Regions from separate parts of the Homo sapiens genome. Here region 1 is linked to region 2. Evidence: chromatin contacts called from ENCODE POLR2A ChIA-PET data. All regions are on one chromosome and are shown on one strand. The core of a region is the stretch at or near the end of the contact, and the rest is flanking DNA. Distances in the headings are between cores, read along the strand shown.

What was found. ChIA-PET counts read pairs that join two places held with the same protein, here RNA polymerase II (POLR2A).
Region 1: POLR2A ChIA-PET joins it to region 2 with 14 read pairs in activated CD4-positive, alpha-beta T cell. The contact joins the promoter of MTPAP here to the promoter of PTER in region 2. POLR2A ChIA-PET finds 5 or more read pairs at or near these places in 3 of 52 experiments (OCI-LY7, T-cell and activated CD4-positive, alpha-beta T cell).

The regions. Positions count from the first base shown.
Region 1 is chr10:30,347,229-30,351,063 of GRCh38, forward strand. It overlaps MTPAP (mitochondrial poly(A) polymerase), which reads right to left and starts at 2,050. Exons shown (of 9, transcript NM_018109.4): 1 at 1,891-2,050. The coding sequence starts at 2,047. RefSeq lists enhancers at 530-1,030, 1,612-1,711, 1,722-1,791, 1,842-1,891, 1,922-2,061.
Region 2 is chr10:16,435,481-16,439,727 of GRCh38, forward strand. It overlaps PTER (phosphotriesterase related), which reads left to right and starts at 1,530. Exons shown (of 5, transcript NM_001261836.2): 1 at 1,530-1,567. RefSeq lists a silencer at 1,405-1,454 and enhancers at 1,875-2,054, 2,075-2,124.

The DNA.
Region 1 (3,835 bases), core at 800-3,299, about 14 Mb after region 2:
AGATTTTAGCTCACTATAAATATTTTTCAACCATTAGAGGCTGACCAAAAATGGAATTGACTGATTTATGCAACAATGTTCCTTATTGCTATAAACTGGTAATGAATCCTCACACTGAATGAAAAACTGAATTGGATATTTCTCAAGTTCCTTCCAATTATAAAATCACATGCTTCTAGGTGAGTATAAGGTGTACTTAACTGTCCTTCTTTAAAATGGTAAAGACATCCAAATGAGGATTTTGTTATTTCCTGCAAGAATCCCTGAATATTTAGTCGTATTATTCTAATGACACAAAATGAAACATTTCCTTAAAAAAGAAAAATAGCAAAGCTACAGTAAATGAAGAGTATAGTCTTGGAATTAGAAGTGAGTTTTACTGGCTGGGCGCGGTGGCTCACGCCTGTAATCCCAGCACTTTGGGAGGCCAAGGCAGGCAGATCACCTGAGTCTGGAGTTCAAGATCAGCCTGGCCAACATGGTGAAACCCCATCTCTACTAATAACACAAAAATTAGCCAGGCGTGGTGCCACGTGCCTGTAATCCCAGCTACTCGGGAGGCTGAGGCAGGAGAATCACTTAAACCCGGGAGGCCAAGGTTGCCGTGAGCCAAGATCGTGCCATTGCACTCCAGCCTGGGTGACAGAGCAAGACTTCGTCCCGAAAAAGAAAAAAAAAAAACAGTGGGTTTTTTAATTTTTGCCACCGAATAGCTGAGTTTAGCTTGAACTACTCAAGCTACCCTTGGACTACCCTGTTCCCTCATCTATAAAATGGAGTAACAGTTATTTCCTTCCACACCTACGCTACAGGGTTGTTTCATATATCAAAGAGCATATGAACATACTCTCAAATTTAAACACCCATACAAATGTTAAATTACAATAGCTTTTTTGGCAGAATCCTTACTCAAATTTTCAGCGTTACTTAGAAATGTTCAACAGAAGTAGCTTCCACTAAATACAATCCAATCAATATTTGAATGAAATACATAAAGATTTCTCACTGCCTGCCAATGTAAGTCTTTTATACAGTCTGATAAAGACACCAGCTTATTTTAGGGAAAAAATAGCTCCAAGGAATCGTAGAAGTCAATACATTTTGTTTAATAATTTGACTAGAAGTCTAAATTAACTGAGCTAGTGACCTTGCCTAAGTTATTTACCTCTTTGAACCATTTTCTACATCTGTAAAATGGACACAGTGATACATTTCTTGCAAGATCGTTTTAAGAACTGTAAATAGAATACACAAGCTCTTGAGTCACAAGAGAGGTTCAATAACACTGGCTTCTCAATACACAAAGAAGCATATAAATGTAGAACGAACGCGGGACAACAGCCTGTTGCAGTGAATCCAAATCTGTTACCAGACTGATTTGGTTCAAAATGGCCAAAAAGAATAAAGTAAACGGCAGTACATTTCATAGACAGAACCCTATGTCTAGGAACCAAGAATCCTCTTGATTCATCAGGCTACAATATAACTCGGCCTCCAGCAACAACTTAATGTATCAAAATCAGAAATATACGTACACGATGCAGCGACTGGCTCAGGTGTGTAGCATTACTATCATTGGGAACACTATTTCGTCAAACTGTAAAGTGCAAGCAAACTGGGTTCCTGACCTGAATTTCATGGAAGTCTAAACAACTCCATTACTGTACACAGGAGTCGCCCCAAACAAACATCACACATCTCACTTCTGCCTCAGCAACGGCGGCGACCCTGGGTTCCCCTACAGAGATCAGAGGAGAGGAGAGGACAGGACACAGCCCCACCCTCTTGCCAAAGGGTCCACAGCCGTTTCCACAGGCCACGTGTTTCCCCGTGATCCCAGACTCCTCGCCCGCTGTGGGACGGAACTACAGGGCAAACCGGCGCCATCACCTGTCTCCACGCTCCCTGAAGGCTGCTCGTCTCTCCTAAGGTCTTTGGCCACAGTTCCTGGGCAACTCAAAAGCCTGACGATAGGCCGCTGGACTCGAGTTCTTCTCCGGGCACACAGGTTCAAACGGGTCAAGAGCCCCACGCCGGGAACCGCCATTGCTAAAAAAAAAAAAAAAAAAAAAACAGCACTAGCGCGAAGCTGAAAGGTCAGCGCGTTTTCGCGCATGCGTCGGGGGGGAGGGGGGGGGCAAAAGAAATGGGAAGCCTCGAGGGTCAAACTAGGCGAAAGAAGTTCGCTTTTAGAGGAAGAGAGGAAATTGAGGCCGGAAAGAAGATACCTAAGCTTTCAGACATGGTTTACTTCCACAGTCACACAATTTACCAAATGAAAAGTTCCATAGAAGGAGCGCTCCACCTACTCTTGTAAATAGCATCATGAAAATAGAACCAGAGCCCGGGCGCGGTGGCTCATGCCTGTAATCCCAGCACTTTGAGAGGCTGAGGGAGGTGAATCTCCTGACGTTACGGGTTCGAGACCAGCCTGGCTAACATGGCGAAACCTTGTCTCTACTAAAAAATACAAAAAAATTAGCTGGGCGTGATTACATGCCTGTAATCCCAGCTACTTGGGAGGCTGAGGCACGAGAATCACTTGAACCCAGGAGGCGAAGGTTGCAGTGAGCCGAGATCGCGCCACTGCACTTAAGCCTGTGCAACAGAGCGTGACCCTGTCTCAAAAAAAAAAAAAAAAAAAAAGTTAAAATAATGGAAAGGCTTTTAACCTCTCTGAAAGGGGCACCAGGAGCAGGCAGGGCATCATCATCTTCCTTGAACCATGTGAGGACATTTTACAACCTCTGCCAATATGCCTCAATTCAAATTAAAATTCAAGTGGTTTTGCCAGCCCCTCCTCCAAGTGAGAGGTACATACCTCATCTTAAAGCCATACGAAAGGCATTGGAGAGGACTGGTTCAGTCTTCTCATTTTGGACATGAGAAAGTGGGGCACAGATCAGACAACGACTGGCTATAGGTCACACCTGGGGAGTCAAAGTTTAAAGTCAGAGCTCTGCCCTTGATTCAAGGCTCCTCCTCAGTGCCTGTGTCATAACCAGTGGCCCTTGCTCGGGTGCCTGGGAAAAGGACATACGAAACAGTGCAAAGAAGCCTGCAACTGAAGGCAGCCTCCCCGGGGGAATACACTGCTGCTGGAGGCGAAAGGAAAAGCAAGGGGCCTCGCAATCGGAGCGTGAGAGAGGACAAACCAGCACCGGAACTGACTAGCCAGCTCTGTGTTAGCATGGTGCTATTGCCTTGCAGGTATTTTCCTTTTTAATCATCTCAACAAATCTGAGTGATTAAACCCATTTCATGGATGAGAACACGGAGGCTTAGAGACAGTAAGTAACTTGTCTAAGGTGGCCTCATTAGAAGTTGGCTGTGCTGGCTGGGTGTGGTGGCTCACGCCTGTAATCCCAGAACTTTGGGAGACCAAGGCGGGAGGATCACCTGAGGTCAGGAATTCCAGACCAGCCTGGCCAACATAGCGAAACCCTGTCTCTACTACAAATACAAACATTAGCCAGGTGTGGTGGTGGGCACCTGTAATCCCAGCTACTTGGGAGGCTGAGGCAGGAGAATCACTTGAACCCAGGAGGCAGAGGTTTCAGTGAGCCAAGATTGTGCCACTGCACTCCAGCCTGGCAACAGAGCAAGACTCTGTCTCAAAAAAAAAGTTGGCTGTGCCATTTGACCCCAGGTCAGTCCCCAGATCCTGGGCCTTCCACTCGGACACACACTCAAGGCCACCCTCAGGCCACACAGAGTCCTGCCACTCCCACATGGATGTTGAAGAATCTCAAAGTTAGATAGAAGTATATTTGATTTTGATACTTCCAAGGAAAGTCCTGCGTAAGCAATGAGTTTGGGGATGGATGTGAGGACT
Region 2 (4,247 bases), core at 280-2,779:
ATATTAGCTGAGTGTGGTGGTGCACACCTGTAGTCCCAGCTGCTCAGGAGGCTGAGGCAGGAGGATCCCTTGAGCCCAGGAGTTCAAGGCTGCAGTGAGCTATGACTGCACCACTGAAATCCATCCTGGGCAACAGAGCCATTTCAAAATAATAATAATAATAATTGATGACAGTGTAATATGGTTGGGGTTCAGAAAATGATACCCCAAAATGAAGGCCTTAGAAGCAGCTCTCTCTAACCTCATGTCCTCCTGCCTCTGGCCCCTCATTCTAGAAACTGGAATCCCTCTTCCCCAAGGTGATTCACAGAAGCCAGAACCCCTCATCCCCAAAGCCAAGCATAAAACCTAAAAGTTTGACTCTGCGTGTCCCCTGCCTTTCTGTGTCAAAACTGGCGGTAAAGAAATTCTCTGCCCTGCTTTGTTTGACTGTAGGTCATAAGACCCCCATTCCAGAAAGGATCCTGCTCTATACCCAGAAGGAAGGAACACTGCACAGAAAAGCCAAAAAGAATCTAAACAGACAGGGCTTGCTCACTTAGTCTATTGGCATTAGCTCAGACCCTTTTTATGCCATCGTAGTATCTCTTAGGTTGGTGCAGAAGTAATTGCGGTTTTTGCCATTAAAAACCGCAATTACTTTTGCACCAGCTGAATACATGGCGGTCCATACTTTATTGAACCTAAGCGAAAAAATGGACCGTTTCCCCTGCATCTTTGGGTTTTCATTCTGAAGGCTCCCGGATCACATAAAGTTACGATCTAGTATATTTGTATGCCTTTTCTACTGTGAAACTGTCTTTTGTCAGTTGATTTTCAGCAAACTTTCAGAGGACGAAGGAGAGGTTTGCCCTTGGCCCCCTACAATACCTAAAGGTATGACTCTTTACTGTGGCAGCTGCTCCAAGCATCATGTTTTGCCAACAGACTCACACATACTAAGTTTATTTCAGTCACAGCAAGTACCAGGGCCAGTTCAAGTGCTCTAGCACGGCACTCTAATTCTAAAGAGAAGGAAACGCGGCACCGGGGCAGGAAACAGTGACAAGTGGGAACACAAAAACCAAAGTTCTCCGTATGCAGCATGAGGATCCAGAACCCACTGTGACATCAAATTGCCAGAGCACCACCTCCGATTTATTCTTGGGGAAAACCAAAAGAGCTACGGAATGCTCCCTTGTTCCAGACTGTTCTATGGAGAACTGGGATCTGGGGAAAATGCAACAGTTTCTTTCCGTTTGGGGATCTAGCCCCGAATTTTTTTCATTCAGCCAAACTACCGACAGTCAGACAGCGCCTGCAGGAGGGTGTGGCCAGGCAAAAACGCGGGGAACGGCCCCGGACCAGGGTGGGGCGTGGCAAGGGTTTGAAGGGCGTGTCCTACGAAGAGGTAGGGCTTGGCAAGGACCCACGGGGCGTGTCCTAGGACTCGGTGAGGGCGTGACCTCGGGCCAGGGGCGGGGAGAGAACCAGAGGGCGAAGTGGGAGGGCACAGGGGAGACTAAAAAGGCCAGGGAAGTTGGCCTGCCGGAAGTTCCCAGGGAGAAGGCAGCGCGTTGTACCCGAGGTAAGGCTTCTTGGAGTCAGAGCAGGAGCCGGAACTGTGGGCCCAGTAGGAAGAGTGGGGCCCGACGGCGGAGGCCGCGCGGCCAGGGTTCGCTGCAGAGCTCCACGCGAGGGTCCTGCCGGAAGGAAGGATTTTCTAGCCGCTGCGCTTGGGCCCTGCCGCCTCTCCTTAAGTGCTTGAGGGACGTTGCAAAGAGCGCCAGTCCCGTGTGGCGCCAGCTCCCTGTGGCTCGACAGCAATGCCCGGGGGCGTCATCGGGTAGCTGTGCTAAGCCTCCTTTAATAAGCTTTTTTTTTTTTTTTTTTTTAGATTCAGGGTCTGGCTCTGCTTCCCAGGCTAGAGTGCATTTGGCGCGATCACAGCTCACTGCAGCCTCGACCTCCTGAGCTCAAGCGAACTTCCTGCCTCAGCCTCCTGAGCTTCCTGAGTAGCTGCGACTACAGGCACGTGCCACCATGTCCGGTTATTTTTGTATTTTTTGTAGAGAGTGTCTCGCCATGTTGCCCAGGCTGGTTTCGAACTCCTGGGCTCAATCAGTCTGCTGCCTCGGCCTCCCAAAGTGCTGGCATTACAGGTCTATATTTTTTGACAGTTTATAAAAGCCAATTACCAGCGGTCATATGTCTGAGTCCTGTGCACTCTTGCTTAATCCACTCTGCAGCCCTGTGAAGGATTCTAGTGATAACGACAAAGCTAAGGTACAGAAAAATTAGGCCACACTGCTGGAAAGTTTAGAGATGGAAACAAAGTTTAGAGGTGGAGTCTTTCTGACTCCACAGCCAGTGTGCTGTTACTCTCTTAGACTACCTCATTCTTTGTACATCCCAAGTCAACAGGAACTAAAGGTATACCCTTACATAGGCAGTAAGAGGGGTTGCTGATTTAAAGAACTTTGGACCCAGAAAGAGTAGAGCCCTATTCTAGTTCTGGTTCCAGCTCAGTGACTTTCTACAAGTTGGTTTTCTTTTGCTTTTTTTAAAGACAGAGTCTCGCCCTTGCCCAGGCTGGAGTGCAGTGGTGCGATCTCGGCTCACTGCAACCTCCGCCTCCCGGGATCAAGCGATTCTCTTGCCTCAGCCTTCTGAGTGGCTGGGACTACAGGCGCGCTCCACCACACACAGCTAATTTTTGTATTTTTAGTAGAGACGGGGTTTCACCATACTGGCCAGGCTGATCTCGAACTCCTGACCTTGTGATTCACCCACCTCGGCCTCCTAAAGTGCTGGGATTACAGGCGTAAGCCACCGCGCCCGGCCTCTTGCTTTTTAAGACTAGGTCTCATTATTTCACCAAAGCTGGAGTGCAGTGGTGCTATCACAGCTCACTGCAACCTTCACTTCCCCCGTTCAAGTGATCCTCCCAGCTCAGTCTCCCACAGGTGCACACCACCACGCCCGGCTAGTTTTTATTTTCTGTTTTTTGTTTTTTTTTTTGTATTTTTGGTAGAGACGGGGTTTTGCCATTTTGTCCAGGTTGGTGTCAAACTCCTGGGCTCAAATGATCTGGCTGCCTCGGCCTCCCAAAGTGCTAGGATTACAGGCGTGAGCCACTGCGCCTGGCCTGCCTGTTTTCTAGACACATTAAGGTGAGTGGTCTCAGGCCAGGCGCGGTGGCTCACACCTGTAATCCCGGCACTTTGGGAGGCTGAGGCAGGTGGATCACTTGAGGCCAGGAGTTCGAGACCAGCCTGGCCAACATGTGAAACCTCTTTTCTTCAAAAAATTAGCTGGGCATGGTGGTGGGCATGCCTGTAATCCCAGCTACTGGAGAGGCTGAGGCACGAGAATTGCTTGAACCTGGGAGGCAGAGGCGGCTGTGAGCTGAGATCACACCACTGCACTCCAGCCTGGGTGTCAGAGCAAGACTCTGTCTCAAAAAAAAAAAAAAAAAAGGTAAGTGGTCTCTAGGTCGCTAGTGGATGTAATAATCTATGGATTTATGAGGATAAGATCCTGATTTTACCATTTAATGATATTTTGGGCCAGTTTTTTTCCTTTTTAATTGGGCAGCCCTCAAACCAGAATAGATTGAGAGGGTCTTCCAGTTTTGGGTCATATTTGCTGCTGAAATTACAAGGTAGTCAGGAAGGGTCTGTTTATTCAATCAAAGATCAATAAATGTGTATTTTGGAGGTCAGTAGCGGAGTATCCAGCCAGAAGGTGGCTAGTGAGACAGGAGGAAAATCAGGACAGTGGCTTTTCTGGAGGGACTTAGGGAAAGATCAGTTTCACTGGGCAAATTTCCCCTTCCCTGTGAAGGACAGAAAATACCTTCAATATGGCTAAAGTGAGAAGCATTTCTGAAAAAAAATGCAATTTAATATCCTTTGAAGTGTCAGTAAATTTTGAGCCAAATAGAAGCAGAGAGTAAGAGAACACAAAAATAGATCATTTAGAATCTGGAGAAGTACATGACCGTGTACTCAGTGCCAGGACTTGGCCATAGGATCCCTGTGACTATTTTAAGTTGAGTAAGCAGCCCTGATGCAAGAATTTTAGAGATTGTCTCAGTTTTAAGCTTAAAGACAAAATGATGAACTGTATAGCATGAGAGGAGCTTGGTAAATGTCCACCTTTGCTTCCATGTGCAAAGTGTTCATACAGGACATACATACATACAGGACCCATTCATACAGGAGGAATGTTTATCCTTAAATATCTTCTTTTTAAAATATTTATTA